2 separate regions of the Homo sapiens genome follow, and region 2 is linked to region 1. A link is an interaction called in ENCODE POLR2A ChIA-PET data of the cell type or tissue named here. Cell type or tissue: MCF 10A. All regions are shown on one strand. Links, peaks and the distances in the headings refer to the core of each region. The heading gives the core; the rest is flanking DNA. Region 1 overlaps EPS8 (EGFR pathway substrate 8, signaling adaptor). Region 2 overlaps EPS8 (EGFR pathway substrate 8, signaling adaptor).

Region 1 (11,663 bases), core at 2,803-6,802:
TTTTTCTTAGAAATATAATAGCCCCAGTATAAGAAGTTGAAGATTCCTAGGCATCTTCAGTTTTCATTTTGGGTTTTTTTAAATAATTATTTTTAATTAAATATCTTTTCATCTTCAGTTTTAGTATCCTATGTAACAGAAAGCCTTTGACACGATATTTGTAATGTCTTATTGAAACTAAATGCTCTTAGGAAGTCACACTGGACTGGGATGCATTGGCCTCTCATTTAACTAGCAATGTGACCTTGGCCAGGCCCTTTTATACAAGTACTCCTCAGTTTTATTAATTAGAAGGAACTGATGAGATGCTCTTTTAAATATCCCATCATTTCTAAAGTTTTATGATTATCGATGCTTACTGTAAAAGAAATACAACATACATATTTGAGAAAACATTACAGAGAACAGGGAGGCCCAAACATAGATGGTGCATCTCATCAACATTCTAATATAGAGTAATGATCACTGGCTCTAAACAAACTTTGCAACCAAACAGAAACTTCGTATCTGCTAATCTCACGTTGCTCCCCAAGAAAAATCTAACTGAATGTTCTGGAAAAGTAGTGGAAAAGTTAATTGTTTGCAGAAAGTTAACTTTTACCTGAAGTGACAAAATAAAGTGGTTACCCAAAGGGGTAAAACCTAGCGTTGGAGTTTATCTTATGGGTGTAGTAGATTTGCCTTAAACTCAAAGATTTGTTTTGCTGGGTTAATGGGTGTCCAGTGGATCTTGAGGATGAGAAAGGGAAGGAACTCTGTTCTATGTGTGGGAGCCTCTAACCCCTTAATTTCTACCCAATTAGAGATTTTTACTCAGTTTCATTTTTAGCGTGTACATATCCTTTCTATCATTGCCTTTATTCAAGGATAGTTTCCCTTTAAGATAATCATTAAAAATTTCTTCAGTTTTTAAAATCTTATCATTATATAGTTCACCATTATAAAAACCACAAGAGTCATGTTTTGCAAGATTTTTATAAAAAGACTTTTTACATCAAGATACTTACTGATTCAGACAAGGAACAATCCCTTTTTCTGTTTTAAACTACATATCAAGACTCAGAAAAATCCATAAACTTTCAGGTAACTTGTGTCTCTTTGCAGGCAAACCTAATTAGTGAAGATATTGAAAGTGCAATCAGTGACAGTAAAGGAGGGAAACAGAAGAGGCGGCCCGACGCCCTGAGGTAAAAGCATTGAAAGAAATCAAGGAGTGGAATTGATTTGTTTCTAAGGCTTTTTTCCCCAAAGAGTTAGAAAAATTATTTTCTATGGAAGTATATTATTGTATTGTATAGATCATAACCTGTAGTCTCAACACATTTGTTCTCCCAAGTTTGTCAGTGTGTTTACTCCTCTTCTCTCCATATTTTTGGTCTTTCTCTGATATGGCTTCACTTGTGTTGGAAGTCACAGAGTCATGAAAGATGAGTGGCATTTTAAGAGAAGGTATCCTAGGGAAATACAAGCTAGACAGTAGGATTGTAATTGTTCCATGGCCCTTTCAAATCACATAAGACTCAGAAGGAAAATCAACCTAGTTTTCAGCTGACTATTAATTTTTTTATTTCATATGCATTCATAAATATGCATAATGTGTAATGCTTAGGAAATCCTTATTGTCCCTTGACATAGTTCTTTTTGAATTTTAATAACTAGTACCACAAGTTGAGTTAATTGATATGTTATAGAAATAGAGATGGTAAAAATTCTATTTGTTTTCATCTTTTTAAGGATGATTTCCAATGCAGACCCTAGTATACCGCCTCCACCCAGAGCTCCTGCCCCTGCGCCCCCTGGGACCGTCACCCAGGTGGATGTTAGAAGTCGAGTGGCAGCCTGGTCTGCATGGGCAGCCGACCAAGGGGACTGTGAGTCTTCCTAGAATTAATACTTATTGAACACTTACTTTGGGTTGGGACATAGTTCTTGCTTTCAAATTCTGATGCTGATTTCAGAACTGAAGCTTGAGGTTAGTTTTTAAAAAATCAACTCTGGCCGGGCGCAGTGGCTCATGCCTGTAATCCCAGTGCTTTGGGAGGCCGAGGCGGGCGGATCACCTGAGGTCAGGAGTTTGAGACCAGCATGACCAATATGATGAAACCCCGTCTCTATTAAAAATACAAAAATTAGGTGGGTGTGGTGGCATGCGCCTATAATCCTAGCTACTGGGATGGTTGAGACAGGAGAATCACTTGAACCGGGAGGCGGAGGTTGCAGTAAGCTGAGATCACGCCATTGCACCCCAGCCTGGACAACAAGACCAAAACTCCATTTCAAAAAAAAAAAAAATCAAATCTTAGATAAAATAAAGTTAAGCCTTGAATTTTGTTAAGATTATTATCTGTAAGAGTTTAGACCCACCATTTAATAAATATGGTATTAGGGTTAGAGTCTTTTTATTTTTTTAATGCTAAGAGGAAGTTTTACTTGATTGACAAAAAGATGGCAACAAAATATATACAGGTTTTTCTTAAAGATTGCACTTAACATTCTTTCCATTTTTTATTATCTAACTAGAGTCCCTTTTTGGACAAGTTTGTCATATTCATGGAAAGGTTGTCAGGACAGTGGTTGGCTGCTGGCAGTGGAGAAGGGTAAAAGGTATCCATCATATGACTGTTCTTGTCAAGTGGGCCCTATGAGCGTGGCATCATTTCACCTTGGCATTCTGTTTAAAAACAATTATAACATAGAACTTAGTGTTACTTTTTATATGTTAGAATATTTTACTAGAATCTGAAATGTTTATAACTAAAAAAATGCCTTAAAATATGTTTGGTCTAGTATCTTCATTTTAAGGACGAATAAATTGTGATTCAGCAGGCTCCAATCTGATGAACTCTAGAGCCTCATTCTTTTGCCGCTACTCCAGTGGAACTTCTTAACTTCTTATTCTTTATCCAGTAAAGTATTATTCACACAGGGTATCTGGCACTATAGTTAAACGATATAACTCATTTCCAAAAATGAGTCACCTCGGACTCTACTTTGGATGTGCAGAGTAAAAGTTGGACTCTGAAGCAAGACCTGATATGTCTACCTGTGTGGTCTTGGGAAGTTATCTCTCTGTACTTCGGTCTCATCTCTGAAATGGGGATAATAATTCATGGGTTGCTCTGAATCTGAAAGTAAATAATGTTTATGGTAGTACCTACTACAAAATAGTAAGCATAATTTGTGGTTTTCATTTTGCCAAATTGAGTTCATTTTCTTTCTGAATTGTTTTCTATTTTGTTTAGGTTTCTTGTATTCTTAAAGGTTTTTTCAGAGGTTGAAATGTAAGCCGAGCTACCAAAGATATGAAAAAAAGAATTCTTTGATGCATTTATTTAAAAAAAAATTAATTAACAGAGATATGTAGTTTAATTTTATAACAGTTTCCGTTTTCATAAGTTATGTAAATTTGTATTGATCTGCTTTGTATTTAAAATGTGTTTAAAAGACAGTAATTTATTGTATTCTATACTTTTTGTGTACTTATGGTGTTTTTGTTGTTACTGTTTCGATGAAGAGGGTCTGAAGTAGAGGAAGGATAAGACAAGTTTACAGACATTCTGAACAAACCTGTAAAAATATATGTTGAACCTAATATATATAATATATATTATGTATATTATATGTTGAACCATATATATATGTGTGTGTGTATATATATATATATATATATATATATATTATTTTTTTTTTTTTTTTTTTTTTTTTTGAGATGGAGTGTTGCTCTGTCACCCAGGCTGGAGTGCAGTGGTGCGATCTCAGCTTACTGCAACCTTTGTCTCCTGGTTCAAGCGATTCTCCTGCCTCAGCCTCCCAAGTAGCTGGGATTACAGGCGTGTGCCACCATACCTGGCTAATTTTGTATTTTTAGTAGAGATGGAGTTTCACTGTGTTAGCCAGGATTGTCTTGATCTCCTGACCTCGTGATCCTCCCGCCTCAGCCTCTGAAAGTGCTGGAATTACAGGCGTGAGCCACCATGCCCTGCTGAACCTAATATAATTTATAACAAAGACAGAATTTATCCCTAGGGGTTTCTGAGCTTTCATTAAATTTTATCTGAAATATTTTCTGCAATGTCATCTGTTTAAGTGAGATAAGGCTTTCAGAACTTCTAATTTACCACTAGCCTAAACAGAAGACTTATTATATCAGGTTTGGCCTGGGTCCAGTCCAGTTTTTAGTTGGAAAGCCCCTCAGGAGGAATATCTTTTTGGTTCCTCTGGATGCTCCAGCTGACTCAGGCTGAACTGCTTCTCCGTTGAATCCCTGAGGCATATCTACCCCTGACTTCCAAAGGTGATCTCTGTGGAATAGCGCCAGTGGCACTAGGGTTCCTAGTCGTGTTTCAGACCTGACAGAGCCCAAGAAATACCATATCTCCCCCTCACTGTGCCCTCCAAATGATATTTTTTGGGGCCTCTGTAGAGTTCCTAATAGCTATTTCAACCTCAACTTAGTACTTTCTGTGGTAGTCCACTACAACCAAGGTAGCAGCTATCTATGTGTAAAATAGTAGCTAACTGGCAAGATTTCATAGATAGAAATTTTAATTATCTTAAAGTAGTTAACAGCCGCTAATTAAGTTTCATAAGACACGATGATTTCTTCTTTCTTTTTTTTTTTTTTTTTGTTGGCAAGTGTTCCAGTTACAGGTAAAGTTAGTGTAAAGGAAGAATAGCAATACAAAGTGTCCAATTTTTTTTTGCAGTTCTCTCTATTGAACATCATGAGTCACGATGATGTATCATGAGTTGTATTTCCATTTGTGGTGTTACGTTTCTGTTGTTCCATCCATATATTTTGAAATTTATTCTACCATGAGATATCTGTAACAACTCTCTGTGTTTAGAGGCAGTATTAACTGACTCATACCAGGAAGGAGTTCATGATAATAACTTCATGATTAACATCATGCTGTAGCCAACTGAGCAACCTTAATACCCTGAATGGTCTTAAGACATTTATTTTTTAATGTGAAAATTTCTGTCTGCTTTTAAAGCATGTAGCTTAAAATTAATGAGCCCAACATTGTGGGTTTTAAGCTTAATTACACTAGAATTTTAAGAAGCACTCTGCTGTCAGAACTCCGAAAGCTTTATTGTAGTCACAGTGTTGGAATGTATAAAAATTATAGCTCTGTTGCATTAGAACTTAGTTGACCAGCTTTTGAGAAGTAAAAGCTTGACTGCTGGTTTATATTTCTGGCTTGTGTAGGAATTAAAGGGTGCTAAGTTAAGGTTGGTTCTACAGGTAGCTGACTCAGGGAAGAGAGAGAATGGGGTGATATTACAAGGTAAATTAACATCATAAAGTTGAGAGGACTAATACTTAAGCTCTGCTCAACTGCTCCTGTTAGTATTGACAAGGATGCATTTCATGGCTGATGAGCACAGTTTTGACTTGTGTATCCAGTGGAGGTGTTCCCTTTGGCAAATGGTCCTCCTTTTTAACTAATTTTTATGTTTTAATTGTCTGTATTGGTATTGTGGGAGTAAAAGATTGAAAGACTTATGATTGTCCTTTCTATAGTTGAGAAACCAAGGCAGTATCATGAGCAGGAAGAAACACCTGAGATGATGGCAGCCCGCATTGACAGAGATGTGGTAAGTACAGGAGTCGCCTTTAGATCACTGGCTTTTCTTTTAAGAGGAAAAAGAAAACTTCATAAGAAAATGAAGCTGATTTAAATAGAGATATTTTATGGAAACCATGTTTTCTGTTACCTGTGATGGCTATGCCCTTTGAATTTGCCCTTTGAATTATTTTCTCGTTAAACATTTTTGCCTTTATGCCAATATTTAGTTAGTAGACTTGGGCTATGATAGAAGAATCAGCTTATTAACTAGTTTACATTGGAACTTAGGCTGAATTATTAGATTTCAGGAATGGTACAATTTTTATTTTATTATCGTTTGTAATTCATAATTGAAATATCTTTTTAATATGTCTTCTTGGCATTTATTAACAATGTATTTTAGAATACCTAAGAGATAAAAGTTAAGTGGCATTTTTAAAGGATAGATTTGTAAATCGTAAAGCTTTTATAAAAGATAATGCTACATTTGTTTTCTTTATAGTGATTTACAGAATGAGAATGCTGTAAATGCTTTATTATAGCATTTTCATTCTTTAAATGAGATCTAGAATATGATGTTAATACATTACTTTTTATACCATATACATGTTACCAGCTTATTGAGAAACAAATACTGAAAGGAATTTGAAATTTCTAATTCAATTTTTACAGCACACTATTACATGTTATACTTAAAAGTTTAACCCCAATTTGTAGTCTTAAATTAGAAGAATGTCAAGTTTCACACATACTGGAGAAAGGCAACTAAGACTATAGTATATAAGATAATCAAATTCATTCCAGTGATCTCTGAAAGCATGGTGCATTATTCTATTTTGTCATGTGGAAACTCTTATTAATGCTTAGTATCCTAGACTAGCTATTAGGTTATCACAACAATCTGTATACCTTTAATTCCATGAAGTAATATTGTCAGTGCTTTATTGGGACATTTATCAGTAAAGCAAAAATGTCAGTGCTCTTCTAACAAAACCTATTTTAGAATTTTCCTCCTAACTGTGTGGGAGAACACTGAGAAAATTAGAGTAATTGAAAATAATAATCTGAGCAGATATTGTGAATGCTTCCTTGATGACATTGAAAATAGAGCAAAAGTAAGCTAAAGAAAAATGTAAATGTCAGAATATGGCTATAGGTATATTTAGTTTGATTCTTGTAATTAGTAATAAACTTGAAATTGGCATGTGGGCTGCTTCCTTTTCTAAAAAAACCTTTCTATTATTTACTAACAGAGTACAGCTAAGGTAAAAATAGTTTTGTTTTATATTTTATTCTATAATTTCTAATTTCAGCAAATCTTAAACCACATTTTGGATGACATTGAATTTTTTATCACAAAACTCCAAAAAGCAGCAGAAGCATTTTCTGAGCTTTCTAAAAGGAAGAAAAACAAGAAAGGTAAAAGGAAAGGACCAGGAGGTAAGTTGGATTTTCTTAATCTTCTAATGCCTGGTTAGATCTCCAGTACTGGCTGGGCGCAGTGGCTCACACCTGTAATCCCAGCACTTTGGGAGGCCGAGGCGGGTGTATCATCTAAGGTCAGGAGTTCGAGACTAGCCTGACCAATGTGATGAAACCCCGTCTCTACTAAAAATACAAAAATTAGCCGGGCATGGTGGCATGTGCCTGTAATCCCAGCTACTTGGGAGGCTGAGACAGGAGAATTGCTTGAACCTAGCAGGCGGAGGTTGCAGTGAGCTAAGATCACACCATTGCACTCCAGCCTGGAAACTCCATGTCAAAAAAAAAAAAAAAGAACTCTGGTACTAGGCAGAGTTTTGACCCTCAAGAACTACTTAGCAAAACTTCATTGACTGTGGACTAGGGTTCCTCTTCTAGTTTTGGGGTAGCACTTGAGATTTAGGCAAAGAGTAAGATGAACTCAGGGAAGAGTCCATTTTGGTTATAAGTCAGCTATAGTGAAGAAAGATCCTGGAATGTTTTACCTAAATCACAGAGACTGAGATTCAGGCAGTGACCATCTATCTGTAGTTTTCATTAGTTATTGTAAAATTAAGTATCTGTTAAAGAAAGACATAGCTCTATTCTTGTAGTTGGATTTATTCTGTTGTAAACTAGAACCATATTATTTGTTAAATAAAAGGGTTGACTTACTAAAATATTTAAAAGTTTCAACAGATTTGAATTTTTTATCACAAAACTTTAAACGGTACATTCAGGTCACATACAAAGTCACATACAGACAATTTTGAAGTATGCTGCAGTTCAGCTATTTAAAATGGCCTCAGCTATATAAAATTAAAATTATGGAAGTAATGTTTATACTTCCTCTGACAAAATGGTAGAGATTGAAAGATATAAAATAGTAAATAAATATCCCTTTCATTACAGATAACTTCCAAATCTTTCTGTAGCACATATTTGTATAATGAGCATATGACCTTTGGCTTTATCTTCTGCATGTGAATACATGGATGTGCTTCCTCTCCACATATTCTGAAATTAAGTACTATTGCTTCCTGGTATCTTAAACCACTTATTCCTTTTGAAATTCTCTATGAAAGGTATACTATCCTCTTGATCACCCAGATTCAAAACCACAGATTCTTCTGTGACTTCATTCTCTTGCTTATAGCCAACATCAATTTTATTTTCTCAACATCTCCTGTATCCAGTTTTTTCCCTTTTCATTTTCATATCTAGTTCAAGCTACTATCATTTTTTTTAACCCTGCTTTCGAAGCAGTCTTTAAGCCTCTACTTTTTCATGCTGTGAGAACAATCTTCTTAAAGCTCTCAGTCACTTCATTCTTCTGCTGTAAAGCACGCTAGTTCCATGTTCTATTGATTTAAGTACAACTGTTCGCCCTGGAAATCAAGGTTATCCACAATCTAACCTTGATCTACCCTTCCATTCTCATGTTTCTCTCCTTTTGTTTGTTGTTTCGTATACATGCAATTCCCCCTTTCCTTGTTTTTGCTTATGCTGTTTTTATCCAACCATGATGTTTTTCCCACCACATCACCCTGGACCAAACTTTTTCAAATCCCATCTTATAAGCTACTTTCTCCATCTAATACCTTTTAAGTATCCATTTCCTTATCTCCCAACCAGGTAAGTCTCTTCTCATAACGATTGGTACTTCTCTTGTTATTTATCTGATTCATGTATTTTATTAGCTTTTAAGGCCCTTAGAGCAGGGCTTGTCAGTTACTCACTTGCACAATGTCTGCCATAGAGAAAGGCTACAATGTATGTTTATGGAATTAAATGAGTAATTTGTAGTGCCTAAGGATAGAGCAATCCATTTTGAAATTTGTATCTTCTCAGTTTGTTACAGTCAGACTATGAGATGTAGCACGGTAACTAGGTAGCATGTCTGATGAGATCTTCAAACTTTACAGACATAAATGTGGTTTTTGTTTTTCCATTTAATAAATTTCCTTGGATTTTGCTCTGATCCTCTCCTCTCGCTTATTTCATTAGAGGGTGTTTTAACGCTGCGGGCAAAACCTCCACCTCCTGATGAATTTCTTGACTGTTTCCAAAAGTTTAAACACGGATTTAACCTTCTGGTAAGTGAAATTTATGTATATAGAATTAGAAGAAATAAATGGAAAAGGTGAAAATCTAGTCAGGATGTTTCTGATTAAATTAAGAAATAAAATTGTTTTTATAGATTTTGTGGGGGTGTGTATGTTTTGATTTGCCTTCAGTTAAAACAGCAAATTTTAAAACATATATATCTAAGAGACTTGATTGAAAAACAATGACTTCTATTCTCACTCTATCCATGCTAAAGAATATATTAAAACTGAATCTGGTGGTAAAGACCGTCCCCTCTGTGTCTATGTTGGACCTTTCTGAGTGTCTGTCTTGCTTGATAGTAATCTGTTTTCTGTTTTCTTCATGTTGCAGGCCAAACTGAAGTCTCATATTCAGAATCCTAGTGCTGCAGATTTGGTTCACTTTTTGTTTACTCCATTAAATATGGTGAGATTTTATTAGTTTAAGAAAGAATCGTTCTTAGTATATTTTTTAACCCCAAGTGTCTGTCTGGATTATCTAGACTGCTTTTCTTCATTACCTTGCGTGGGTACTATTTCTTTGCCATTTGTGTAAACATCAAGAATGTAAAATTTGAGAATTTAAAAGAACCCTGTAAATCATCTAGTTTAAGCACCTTATTTTATAGTTGAGGAAACTGGTATCTCTGACAGTGCTAGGGATATGAAAAGAAATAAAGATTTATTGGATACCAGTATTTCAACGTATACTAGTATATAATATCCAGTGCCTTGAATAACGTAGATGTTTTTCTCATTCTCACAAAATAATCATGAGAAGTCTAGTTCTTGATGGATGGTTTGCTCCATGAAGTCATTCAGAGACCCATGTTCTTTTTATCGAGGTGTTCCTTCATCTCTTGAACTGTCTCTGACTTGTTTATTCATTTATGCACTGGTTCTACAAATACAAATTGAGAGCCTTCTATGTGCTTGGCTTTATAGTAGCCCATCAGGAACAAAACAGACAAAAATTCTTACCTTCTTAGAACTTATATTGTAACATAGTGGGGTAGCCAATAACCTAAATAAATGTCTGCATAATACAGTAGTCTAAAAATCACGTGCTATGCAGAAAAATAGAGGAGTGAAGGAAAACTGGGAGTTCCCCAGGGGGATGCACGCATGTGTCTATGTGTGTGGGAAACGGAGTGTTGCACTTTTTGAGTAGGGTTGGTTAAAGGAAGCCTCACTGAGAAGATGTCATTGGAGTAAAGGAAGTAAGGAATGGGTCATGTGGATCCCTGAAAGAAGAGAATTCCAGACGAAGAATAGTTAACGTATAAATGTTCTGAGGTGATAACATGCAAAGCATGTTCTTGGAATAAGTAGAGCTGTGACTTCAACAGAATGAAGAAAAGATTAGAAAGAGATGATATCAGCAGGGTAACAGGAAGACACATCCTGTTGGTCTTTATAAGGGATTGGGAGACCTTTGACAACTGAAGAGTTTTCAGCAGAAAAGGATTGCCCTGGCTATAATGTTTAGAAATTTTGGGGAAGAAAAAGCTAGGGTCATTATTAAAATAATCCAGATGGGGGATTATGGTGCTTGGACCTGGTAGCATTGGAGGTGATGAGAAGTCTGATTTGGTTATAAATTTGCTGCTAGATTGGATATACTGTGCAAGAGCCAAGGATAGCTCCCAGATTTTTGGCCTAAGACTAACAGGATGGAGTGATGATTAACTAAGATGGGGAAGACTGGGTAGAGCAGGTTTTTGGAGGTTGGTGAAAAATTCAGTTTTAAACATATCAAAATTGAGTTGTATCCAGATGGGGAAATTTGAATTGATCGTTGAGTATATGAATTTGGAGTTCAATGGAGAAATCAGGCCAAGGACTGCTTGAGCCCTGGGCATTCGATGTTAGGAGAATGGGAAGAACCAGCAAGTAAGATTGACAAGAGGCAGTAAGGGAGGATAAATCTCATCCTTCTTTCCCCAGGGATAAGTAGACAAGACCTGAATTAGAATATGAAATGAGTATTGCTTTACAAACATAGGAAAGTAAGTAACATTATCAACATGAATGTCAGAAGCTAAGCAATAAGGGACTAGAAGATGAAAGTCCAAGAGTACATCAATAACTTATGAATGCTCCTATATGTTGTTGCTGTATATGGAGCATCAGATTTCTACTTGCCTAATTATTTCTGAATAATTCTTGCTCTATAAATGCTTTTAAAAAATTAGGTGGAGATCAAGGACATACATATGCAAAGAAACTGATACTAGTTCATTAACAAAATTTGTATTCCTTAGTTTTTAACATTTTTGATGCTATCTTAGAGTATTTGGAAGTATTATTTATAAAGAAGTTTTTGCTGCCTCCTCTTATTTATTTCACACACTTTCAGAGATCATATGTAGATATCTAGTCATTACACAGAATAGAGCTGTAACATAACAAGGCTGGTTTCCCTGACATATACAAATTGGTCTTTGTGATCAGGTTATGTACCTGAAAACATTGGTTTACTTGCCAATGTTTAGTATCTCTGCTTTTCTCAAAAATTACACCTTATTAATGGTCTCTCCAA
Region 2 (11,663 bases), core at 4,322-8,321, 95 kb before region 1:
CTAGTCATAGTTTTCATAATAGCAAGAAATCTACTTGAGAGGTAATTAATTTTTGTATACCTTTGTAAAAAAGTATGGGGACATAAATAGGGGTAGAGGCATTGGATTATGTATGTTCTGTGTGTGAAATCATTCTGGAATTTGTGATTTTGATGTCTAGAGTACAACACTGGCTATGGTATGGGAAGGCTACATAAAAATTTCATAAACAGGATGGAGAAAGAAGAGTGCCATGCAGCGTGTGCATATATAGCCTTGGGAGTTTAGTTTTTTTCTAATTTTATCATCTAGATGAGAGCAGCATACTTTTCTTTATAAATACTGTTTAAAGTTGAGAATCTCTGAGTCTTTTCCATTAAGGAACAGAGGCCCCTTGTTGTGAAGCTGGCACAGTCACTGGTGCAGGATGGTAAATTGCCTTGCTGTCAACTCTCCTCTGCCTCTTATTTTGTTGCCTCAAACATACATTGTTGGAAGACTAAGGCAATGATCAGGCTCTTTCTGTGTTCTCTGATTAGTGTACTTTCTCCATTTATTTTGGAATTGACCCACATGTGCCATCTTTTAGGGTTGTTGAATATTGTATTCCTTATTTCATTGCCTTGCTTTGCATTTTTATTTATTTTTTACCAACTTGGAAAGTTTAATGTTTGAACCCAGTCAGATATCACTATTAAGCATTAGCATACACACTCATTTTCCCTCCTATCCAGGTATGATTATAGTCTGTCTTAGGAAAAAAAACAACAACAAGCAACTCCTATCTATTTTAAAATATAAGCCTGTATGAGTAATACTAACTGTAATCTTTTATTTAATGTTTTCTTTTTAAATTATGTATTTTTGCTTTTTGTGGGTATATAAAAGGTGTATATGTTTATGGGGGTACATGAGATGTTTTGATACAGGCATGTAACACATAATAATCACATCATGGAAAATGGGCTATCTATTCCTCAAGCATTTACCCTTTGTGTTACAAACAATCCAATTATACTATTTTAGCTATTTTAAAAATAGCTGTAACCACTATGCAGAATAGTACAATTAAATTATTATTGACTATAGTCACCCTGTTGTGCTATCAAATACTAGGTCTTATTCTTTTTAACTATTTTTTAATACTCATTAACCATATCCCCACTTCACCTTCCCAGCCTCTGGTAACCATCCTTCTATACTCTCTCTCCATGAGTTCAATTGTTTTTATTTCTAGATTCTGCAAATAAATGAGAACATATGATGTTTTTCTGTGCCTGGCTTATTTCACTTAACGTAATGACTTCCAGTTCCACCTGTATTGTTGCAAATGACAGGATTCATTTTATGAATAGTACTCCATTGTGTATAAGTACCACATTTACTTTATCCATTCATCTGTTGATGGACACTTAGGTTGCTTCCAAATCTTGGTGATTGTAAACAGTGCTGCAACAAATATGGGAGTGCAGATATCCCTTTGATATACTGATTTCCTTTCTTTTGGGTCTATACCTAGCAGCGCGATTGCTGGATCATAATGTAGCTCTCCTTTTAGTTTTTTGAGGCACCGCCAAACTGTTCTGCATAGCGGTTGCAGTAATTTACATCGCCACCAACAGTGTATGAGGGTTCCCTTTTCTCTACATCCTTGTCGGCATTTGTTATTGTCTGTCTTTTGGATAAAAGCCATCTTAACTAGCATGAGATGATATCTTATTGTAGTTTTAATTTGCATTTCTCTGATGATCAGTGATGTTGAGCACCTTTTCGTATGCCTGTTTGCCATTTGTATGTCTTCCTTTGAGAAATTTCTATTCAAATATTTTGCCCATTTTTTGAATGGATTATTAGATGTTTTCTTGTAGAGTTGTTTGAGCTCTATATATATTCTGATTATTAATCTCTTTTCAGATGGATAGTTTGCAAATATATTTTCTCTGATTCTGTGGGTTGTCTCTTCACTTTGTTGTTTCATTTGCTATTCAGAAGGTTTTTAACTTGATATGATCCCATTTGTCCCTTTTCGTTTTGGTTGCCTGTTCTCGTGAGGTATTACTCAAGAAATTTTCACCTAGTTCAGTGTCCTGGAGAGTTTCCCCAATGTTTTCTTGTAGTAGTTTCATAGTTTGAGGTCTTAGATTGAAGTCTTTAATCTATTTAGCTTTGATTTTTGGATGTGGCGAGAGATAGGGGTCTAGTTTCCTTCTTCTGGATATGGATATCCAGTTTTCCCAGCGCCATTTATTGAAGAGTCTGTCTTTTCCCCAGTGTATGTTCTTGGCACCTTTGTTGAAAATGAGTCGACTGTAGATGTGTGGATTTGTTTCTGGGTTCTCTATTCTTTTCTATTGGTCTATGTGTCTGTTTTTATTCCAGTTCCATGCCTTTTTGGTTACTATAGCTCCATAGTATAATTTGAAATCAGGTAATGTGATTCTTCCAGTTTTGTTCTTTTTGATTAGGATAGCTTTGGGTATACTGGGTCTTTTGTGGGTCCATATAAATTTTAGGATTGTTTTTTCTATTTCTGTGAAGAATGTCATGGATATTTTGACAGGGATTTCATTGAATCTGTAGATTGCTTTGGGAAGTATGGAAATTTTAACAATATTGATTCTTTCAATCCATGAACATAGAATATTTTCCATTTTTTGGTGTCCTCTTGAATTTCTTTCATCAGTGTTTTATAGTTTTCATGATAGAGATTCTTCACTTCTTTAGTTAATTCCTAGGTATTTAATTTTATGTGTGGCTGTTGTAAATGGGATTACTTTTTTTTTCTTTTTCAGATTGTTGTCTGTTGGCATGTAGAAATGCTACTGATTTTTGTAATTTGATTATATATACTGCAACTTTAATGAATTTATCAGTTTTAATAGTTTTTGATGTGGTGTCTTTAGGTTTTTCCAAATATAAGATCATATCATCTGCAGACAAGGATAATTTGGGTTTTTCTTTTCCAATTTGGATGCCCTTTCTTTCTTTCTCTTGTCTGATTGCTCTAGCTAGGAGTACTGCATTGAATAATAATGGTGAAAGTGGGCATACTTCCTGTGTGCCAGATCTTAGAGGAAAGGCTTATCAGGTTTTCCCCATTCAATATGATACTAGTTGTGGGACTGTCATATATGGCTTTTATTATGTTAAGGTATATTCTTTCTGTTCCCAGCTTTTTGAGGGTTTTTATCATGAAGGGATGTTAAATTTAATCAAATGCATTTTTGGCATCAATTGATATGATTATATGGTTTTTGTCCTTCATTCTGTTGATGGGATGTGTCACATTGATGGATTTGTTTATGTTGAACCATTCTTGTATTGGTGGGATTTATCCCACCTGGTTATGATGAATGATCTTTTAAAGGTATTATTGAATTCGGTTTGCTGGTATTTGTTTGAGGATTTGTGCATCAATATTTATTGGAGATATGGCTCATAGTTTCCCTTTTTGGTATGTCTTTGGTTCTGTTATCAGGGTAATACTGGGCTTATAGAATGAGTTTGGAAGTATTACCCTCTCCTCTATGTTTTCAGAATAGTTTGAGTAGGATTCGTATTAATTCTTCTTTAAATGTTTTGTAGAATTTAGCAGTGAAGCCATTGGGTCTTGGGCTTTTATTTTACTGGGAGATTTTTTATTACACCTTCAATTTTATTACTTATTTTTGGTCTGTTCAGGTTTTGGATTTCTTCATAGTTCAATCTTAGTAGGTTGTGTGTGTCTAGGAATTTGTCCATTTCTTCTAGATTTTCCAGTTTATTGGCATATAGTTGCTCTTAGTAGCCACTAATGATCCTTTGAATTTCTGTGGTATCAGCTGTAATGTCTACTTTTTCATCTCTGATTTTATTTACTTAGATCTTTCTTTCTTTCTTAGTATGGCTAAAGGTTCATCAATTTTGTTTATTTAGAAAACCAACTTTTAGTTTCATTGATTTTTTTTATATTTTCTTCTTTTTAATTTCTCTTATTTCTGCTCTGATCTTTATCATTTCCTTTTTTCTATGAATTTTGGGTTTGGTTTGCTCTTGCTTTTCTAGTTCTTTAAGATGCATTGTTGGGTTATTTGAAGTTTTTCTTCTTTTTTGATGTAGGCACTTATAGCTATAAACTTTCCTGTTAGTACTGCTTTTGCTGTTTCACATAGGTTTTGGTATGTTGTGTTTCCATTATCATTTGTTTCAAGAAATTCTTCAATTTCCTTCTTAGTTTCTTCATTGACCCAGTGGTCATTCGTGAGCATATTGTTTAATTTCCTTGTACTAGTATATTTTCCAAAATTTCTCTTGTTATTGATTTCTAGTTTTATTCCTTTGTGGTCAGGGAAGATGCTTGATACTATTTCAAGTTTTCTGAATGTTTAGACACTTGTTTTGTGACCTAACATATGGTCTATCTGTAACCATAATTTTATAATGAAAACACAATTGGAATTCTGTTTTTCCTACTGAAGTTTAAGAGACTGAAGACTTTTTAGTGTATAAAGGTTTAATTTGTCAGTGCTAGTATCTTTCTTAATGGATAAATATTAAATACAGTAGATGGTCATTATAATTTTTTTATTGCATAAAATTAGTTGTGTTGAATCAGATCAAAATTATGGAAGTATAGCTAATTGTTGCCTTCAAAGCATAATATACATTTATTTGGCAAGAAACTATTCAGCTTCCCAATTGAATTAATAGATGTTCCTTTTAAAATTAGTCAGTTAATCAAAACATGTTTTTTGAGGCATTTTTAGTGTATTATAGCACTCTGTTGGCAATTATGAAATCCAAAAGAAAACATAGGGGATATAACAATACCATATTATGAAATATTAACACATAAGCTAATTTTGATAATATGGTTTATATAAGAAGTATTGGAGAAGGGAGAAAGTTTAATTCCCCTGCATCTTTTAATTAAAAAATTTTAAAAAAAAATCTGTAGAAGAATCCAGAATCCAGGCTGGAGTGCATTGAATAGTACAGTGAACATATATGCTTCCTCCCCATTCACTGATTATTAGCATTTTACAGTATTTGAATGTGTTCTTCCCTGCCCCCTTGTATACATGTATGTATATTTCCCTGCCTCCAACCATTTGTTAGTAGGCCGCAGACATTAAGGCACTTCATCACTGATTATATATCTCCTAAGAACAAGGACATTCTCCTACATAACCACTATATCACTTTCATACTGAAAAAATTTAGCACTCATTGAATATTATCAGCTATACAGTCTATTTTCAAATTTCTGCAATCATATGAAAATTGCCTTCATAGCTCTTTTGTTTGTTTAAGCTAGGATCTAATCAAGGCCAATGTGTTGCGTTTAGTTATCTTGTCTCTGACAGGCCTTCTTTAATCTGTACCAGTGCTGTACAGTATGGTAGCCACTAGCCACATGTGAAATTGAAATTGATTAAACTTTAATTCAGTTCCTTACATACCAGCAACATTTCAAGTGCTCAATGGTCATATGTGGCTAATGGATACTCTGTTGAACAGCACGACCATGGAAAGTTCTATTGGAGAGATCTGGAATGTACCCCACCTCTTTTTGTCTTTGTGAAATTGATTTTTTGGAGTTCAGGCCAGTTGTCTTGTTGAATGTTCTACGTTATAGATTTGTCTTGTTTCTTCATGATTAGATTCAGGTTGTGGCAGATTGTATCTTTCAAAACTAGCTACACTAAGATACTTGGCCTATCTCACATCCTTTTTAAAAATGTGACTGACATTCCTGCAGCTGAGAGGTGGGGTCTTTGCTCTCCTTGGATGTGGACAAGGGCATGTGACTGACAGGTGACCAATGAAGTAAGGTAGAAGTCATGCTATGTGACTTAAGACTGGCTCACTCTTTCCTGGTATGCTGGCACTGGGGACTTAGTCATCACACTGTGAGGAAGCCTAGGCGGTGTGAAGATGTTACACAACTCCAGCTAAGGTCTCAAGCTGACAGTGAATAGGCCTTCAGATGATTCCAACCGCTGGCTTTTGAGTTTTCCAGTTGAGTAGGCATGAGGAGCAGATAGCTGTTCCAGCTGAGATCTGTCAGAATTCTTGATGCAAAGAAACTGTGAGAGCTAGTACCTTACGCTATTGTTCTTCTAAGCTGCTAAGTTTTGAGGAATTTATTACAGAGCAGTAAATAACTAATGCACAGGTTAAACAGTATTACAAGAGTACTGCATAAATGATGGTCTGCATTTCCTGTTGCATCACATTAGGGGGCATGTAATGTCAGTGTGACTTGTTACTGATGAGGCTTGATCACTTAAGTGGTGGCCACTTCATCTTTTTCTTTTTCTTTTTCTTTTTTTTTTCTTCAGACGGAGTCTCGCTCTGTTGCCAGGCTGGAGTGCAGTGGCGCGATCTCAACTCACTGCAACTTCTGGCTCCTGGGTTCAAGCGATTCTCCTGCCTCAGCCTCCTGAGCAACTGGGATTACAGGCATGCGCCACCACGCCTAGCTAATTTTTGTATTTTTTAGTAGAGATGAGGTTTCACCGTGTTGGCCAGGATGGTCTCGATCTCCTGACTTTGTGATCTGCCCACCTCAGCCTCCCAAAGTTCTGGGATTCCAGGTGTGAGCCACTGTGCCTGGCCCATCTCTTCATCTTAAATAAATACCTTTACCTCTTTGTTATTAATATGCAATCTGAAGGAAAGTTTAATTTTGGATAGAATCAGCTTCCACCAAGTTTCTTGTCAAGAACATTTCACTCTACACCACTGTTTTGAGGGTATTTAAAATGGTAACAATTTTAGAAATCATTTTATTCAGTCTCTCCATTTTGTAGCTTGATTTAATAAATATTTCTAGGTTTCTATTACAGTTACTAGGGACATAAAATTTATGAGATATGATCATTATCCACTTGGAGCTTATGGATGAAAACTAACATGAATGGCATTTAAGGGGTGTAGATTGGGTAATACTTAATTTGTATTTCAAGATGATTCAACTGAAAGGTTTTTATTTTCCAAAAGACTAAAATGATGTTATTATGATGACTGTAGACTCTAGTCTCCCAAGGCTGGTCAATGCTGTTTTCTGAATTATTTTCTTATCACACAGAATTAAAAGAAAACACATTTTAAGTGCACTCTTATGTTAGACGTTCTGTTAGTCCTGTAGTTTAGGGGTTTGACTGTATCTTTTTCTGAAGATAGAAATATATGTGTTTTAAAATATAGATCTGTCATGTTCCAAATTTCTTCCTACGTAAATAAGAAATAGTGAGCTAAATGAATGTCTGTGAAGTGAAGGCTGTCAGGATACTGTTGTATGATTTTTGAAAAAATATAAGGTACAATGTATTAACGAAGTATGCTAGTATCTAATATATTGTCCTAAATAGTTGTTGATTGGGTAAATTCTATATAGATGAACCATGCTTTTTAATACTGGTTGCATGCTTATGAAAAAAAGTGGATCAAAGGTAACTATATAGAGCCTTTAAAGTTTTTCTGCCAATATGAAACCATAGTTTTCTTATTGTGTTTGTTTATTTGGTTCTGATATAAGAATAATTAAGAAATACATTTTTCATTTGTTTTTGGTTTGATACTGGCAAATTTACTTATATTTTTCTGTCCCAAATTCTATTTGAATTTCTTGGTAGAACATATAATTGAAGACAAAGAAGAAATATGTCCATTTATTTCATTGTTATCTCTTTCTGGTAGAACCCTGTTGTCTAGACTACTTTGCTAATGTGGTCAGACTCATGATACTTAATTTCTTTGTAGGCTCTACAGTTTCACCTGTTACTTGCTGCTAGACTGAATATTTAGCAACATTTTTTCCTAAGTAACTGGCTACAGGAAAAACTCCATAAATGATTGAATAAATCAATCAACAGTTTAGTAAGTTAAGTCAGACTACAACTGTTGCCAAGTAAAATGGTGTTATATCTTTATACAGAGGGAAGATGTGATTAGAGCTGCTTCAGAATTATAGGAAGATATAAGAGTAATCCTATCTAGGTGGGGAAGGAGCAATCAAAATACAAATCAGTTCTGGAAAGTGTACAATTCTGAGAGGCAAGTTGCGATAGGAAGCTCTGTATGTTTAACTCTGGGAGGGTGAGATAAAGGTGAAAGAATATAGAATTATTTAAGAAATGGAGCAAAACTACAGAGTAAAGAGTTAATGTAGGGACAGGAAGGAATCATTGGGGGAAGACTTTTGAATGGCAGCAGACAGGAAGGGACGAGGGTGGAGAGAAAGCTAAATTTTTGAGTGGAGGTGTGGGTTTGGGTACTTAGGATAAAGAGACCAGTTTAAGGATTTGCCGAGGAGGGAACCCATAGAAAGAGATCACTGCTTCAGGTGGTTCCAAGATGAATACTTTCTTTTTTTGGATACATTTAGTGCTTTACATTTGCTTTTTGTGCTAAATCCTTTACTAAGTTTATCATTTCATGCAATACCTGCAACAACCCAGTGACAACATCTTTATTTTACATATGAAAGAAACAGGCTCAGAGAGATTGCTCGAAAATCAGTGGTCCTTCTGAGATGTCAGAAGCTCATCTTGGTGGGAAAGGGGGAAAGCCAGAGTTTCAGGAGTTCAGCTTACCTTGCCCCTTTTCTCCTCCAACAACAGTATCTCAGTTTTAATCTGTTGAATATATAGGTTTTGCATGTAAGATTTCATGTCAAGAAAAAAGCAAAGGCTGGGTGCAGCAGCTCATGTCTGTAATCTCAAGATGAATACTTTCAAGTGTCAAGGAGAACTTGATTTTCCAACAACTTGAAAACAGAAGGAATTGGCTGATAGACTGCAGAGGCTCTGAAAGTGTGCCTCTAGATGAGTGATGTCATCTATACTCACCTTTGGTAGATGTAATCTGTATTCAGCTTCTCTCCTGACATCTCTAACCACTAGGATCAAGCTGACCTGACCACTGGACAGCATTCTGGGTATGCGCACATCAGGCCAAGGTGGTATCTTGATTTGCAGTCGCAAGGTTTAGGCTTCAGAGGGGAAGCAGCACTGCTTCCCTTTCTACCTTGGAGAAGTGGAGTAGAAAGTAACCAGGTGGCAGAAATGCCCAGGGAGCTTAATGATTGCATTGGCCTTGTCACATCACAATATCACAGCACACATTGCTCAGCCAGTCCACATTCCTGTCTCTAACACTTGGGGGAAAAAGAGAGCTAATATTGTTGTTCTAATTTTGTAAGCTAATATGGTAGAGACTTTTTTGTTGGTTTCTTTCACAAATTTCATTCACATTTTTAGTGAAATCTTGTGGACTATTTACTTGGAACACATGAAGTTGGGTGTTCAAAGAAGGAAAAATAATTTCCAATTATGGAAAAAGGGTTTGAGAGTTCTCTGGATCTCTTTATCTATGGTGGCGTATATGACTGTTGCTCTGTTTGGACAGGGTCTAAGGATGAATAGCTATTCACTTATTCCTCACTTGCTTTCAAGCCATGCCAACTACTAAATCCTCAGATCAGCTACTAAATAAAACAAGAATATGTTATTATGTGACTCATCCTTCTTGTTTTTCCCCCTGTATTTCAAATTTAAAATGGTGTCGTGTGAAGAGATTCAAGATTTCCATTCCTGCTTTTCCCTTTCCTGCCAAGCTCATGACCTCTGCCAGCTCCATCTTTTCCTTCCTCTGCTTACAGTTTTGGTTTGAGTTCTGGATTCTTGGAGTTTATAGAACAAGAGTCATTTAAACTCTTTTTTTTTTTTTTCCAAATGGAACAAGTGTCTTAATTGAGGTCAGGCCAACACTTAGTGTGACAGAATCTTCTCCTCACCTTCCTTGGGACAGAGAGAATTCATGCCAAGGAGAATGGTGTGAAACTGTGAACCCAAAGAGTGTCCATTGGGATAAAGCTGATGCCCAGTTGGAGGCACAGCACAGTGACTGTTTTGCCAGGCTCTGTTGTTCTGTTTGGTCCCAAGCCAGATGGTGGCCTGGTGGGTGAACCATTGGCTCTGGCCTTTCTTTCACCTCCTCAGGTATAAGATGAAATACCCAGCTGTCCCTTTCCTTGCATGAGTGACCCTCTGGAAACAGTAATTGCCCTCATTGTTACTTAATGTTTACATGATTTTGTTTAAATTTGGCTTTTAAAAAATATGGTTTATTGGTAGTATGAAAGTATCAAATTAATAAAATTCAGGAGTGGAATTTATTTAACACCATATTCGAGTTTAAACAGAGCTTCTGGAGTGAGCATGAGAGAGGAAGTGGGCAGATTTGAATGAGATTGAACGAGTATAGTTCATGTATTATATATATCATTATTTTGATCACTAGAAATACGTTCAAGATGTGCTTGCATTAGAGTTTTTATTACGTGTTATCTTTTAGCCACTTTGTAACATACATAAGATGGAAATGAGCATCCAAGGTCTCCCTCAAATGGAAATATATCCACTGAATCTGATGCGACTTATGCTTTTGTCCCTGGATTGTACTGTAGTATTAGTTATGCCTTATCTGTATAATGGTAAAAGCAATAGCATTTACAGGTCTTACGATTTGTCCAGTCTCAACTGTAGTAGGAGCTATTTGAAGCTATCAAGAAGGAATTCTGAAAAAGACACAAAGACCTTGTCATTCTACAGAGCTTCATCGAGATCTTCCATTTTCATACCAGCTTTGATTTCTATGATTATGATGCATTACTAGTAGCATTCTTACAATTTTACTTAATTTTGGCTTTATTAAAAAATCTTTTTAAAAGTAACAAGAAACATCTCGGAATTTTCTTGATAATGTTTCGGAGACACATAAATGTTTCTAAACAAAGCAAAATTACTTTGGCATGTTGCAGGGGACAGGGGTGGTAGGGGTGGTGCATGTCTTCCTGCTGTGGCCCTGTCCAGAGTCTCTTGTTCAGCCCTGGATTTGCAGCTCAAAGAGATATCCTAATTTCTGAAGGATCTAGTTGCTGCCTGAGTCACATTTCTTTAAGCCACAGAGCTATAAATAAATGATGGTTATCCCACAATTGCCCCTTTTACCATAATGTAACTGAAATGATGCAACTAATATTGTTGATGTTGTTAGGAAAGTAATGGTTCTTGCCTTGCCTTTCTCATAGGATTTTATGATAATGCAATGAGATAGTGGATTCAAAGGTATTTTTAAGGTGTTATGTGACTGATAAATATAAAGAGGCATTACAATTATTACTGTTATTACAATTAATTTTCCTACTATTTTTATCATGACCAACATCATCATTATTAATATCTTCACTGTCGGGGTATAACTTCTCAGGCCCATCTCCTCTACCTCCTGAGCAGGAGAAGGGAAATCATACCCATTGGTTATTACAATTATAAAGACTTTTTTTTCTCAGATAATTTGGGGGCTCAATATAATGTTTCTGACTCTGGGCCCCTGAATTTCTTTTAATTCCATTGCTGGGAATATTTCACTCCTGCTAAAAGGCTCAACTTAGGCTAGAGGGGCCAGCTCTTTAGGGGAATTTATTTTTATTTTTTTTGTTTTTGTTTTTTTTTTGAGATGGAGTCTTGCTCTGTCGCCCAGGCTAGGGTGCAGTGGCATGATCTCAGCTCACTGCAAGCTCCGCCTCGCGGGTTCACGCCATTCTCCTGCCTTAGCCTCCCTTGTAGCTGGGACTACAGGCACCCGCCACCACACCTGGCTAATTTTTTGTATTTTTAGTAGAAACGGGGTTTCAC

The links. ChIA-PET counts read pairs that join two places held together with the same protein. Peaks named below come from ENCODE experiments on the same cell type or tissue, not always from the same donor. Only the 100,000 strongest peaks of a DNase experiment are listed, where the experiment ranks them.
Region 2: POLR2A ChIA-PET joins it to region 1 with 10 read pairs; 5 of 35 experiments call an interaction of 5 or more read pairs at or near these places.

The regions. Positions count from the first base shown.
Region 1 is chr12:15,655,964-15,667,626 of GRCh38, reverse strand. It overlaps EPS8 (EGFR pathway substrate 8, signaling adaptor), which reads left to right. Exons shown (of 21, transcript NM_004447.6): 7 at 1,105-1,187; 8 at 1,735-1,871; 9 at 5,528-5,601; 10 at 6,887-7,013; 11 at 9,042-9,130; 12 at 9,474-9,548. Among named protein-coding and RNA genes, the nearest start is that of EPS8, 130 kb to the left of the region's middle. In MCF 10A, for the core only: no CTCF peak of the experiment used is centred there; DNase peaks (open chromatin) are centred at 2,966 and 4,786.
Region 2 is chr12:15,752,265-15,763,927 of GRCh38, reverse strand. All of the region lies in intron 1 of EPS8 (EGFR pathway substrate 8, signaling adaptor), which reads left to right. Among named protein-coding and RNA genes, the nearest start is that of EPS8, 31 kb to the left of the region's middle. In MCF 10A, for the core only: no CTCF peak of the experiment used is centred there; a DNase peak (open chromatin) is centred at 5,877.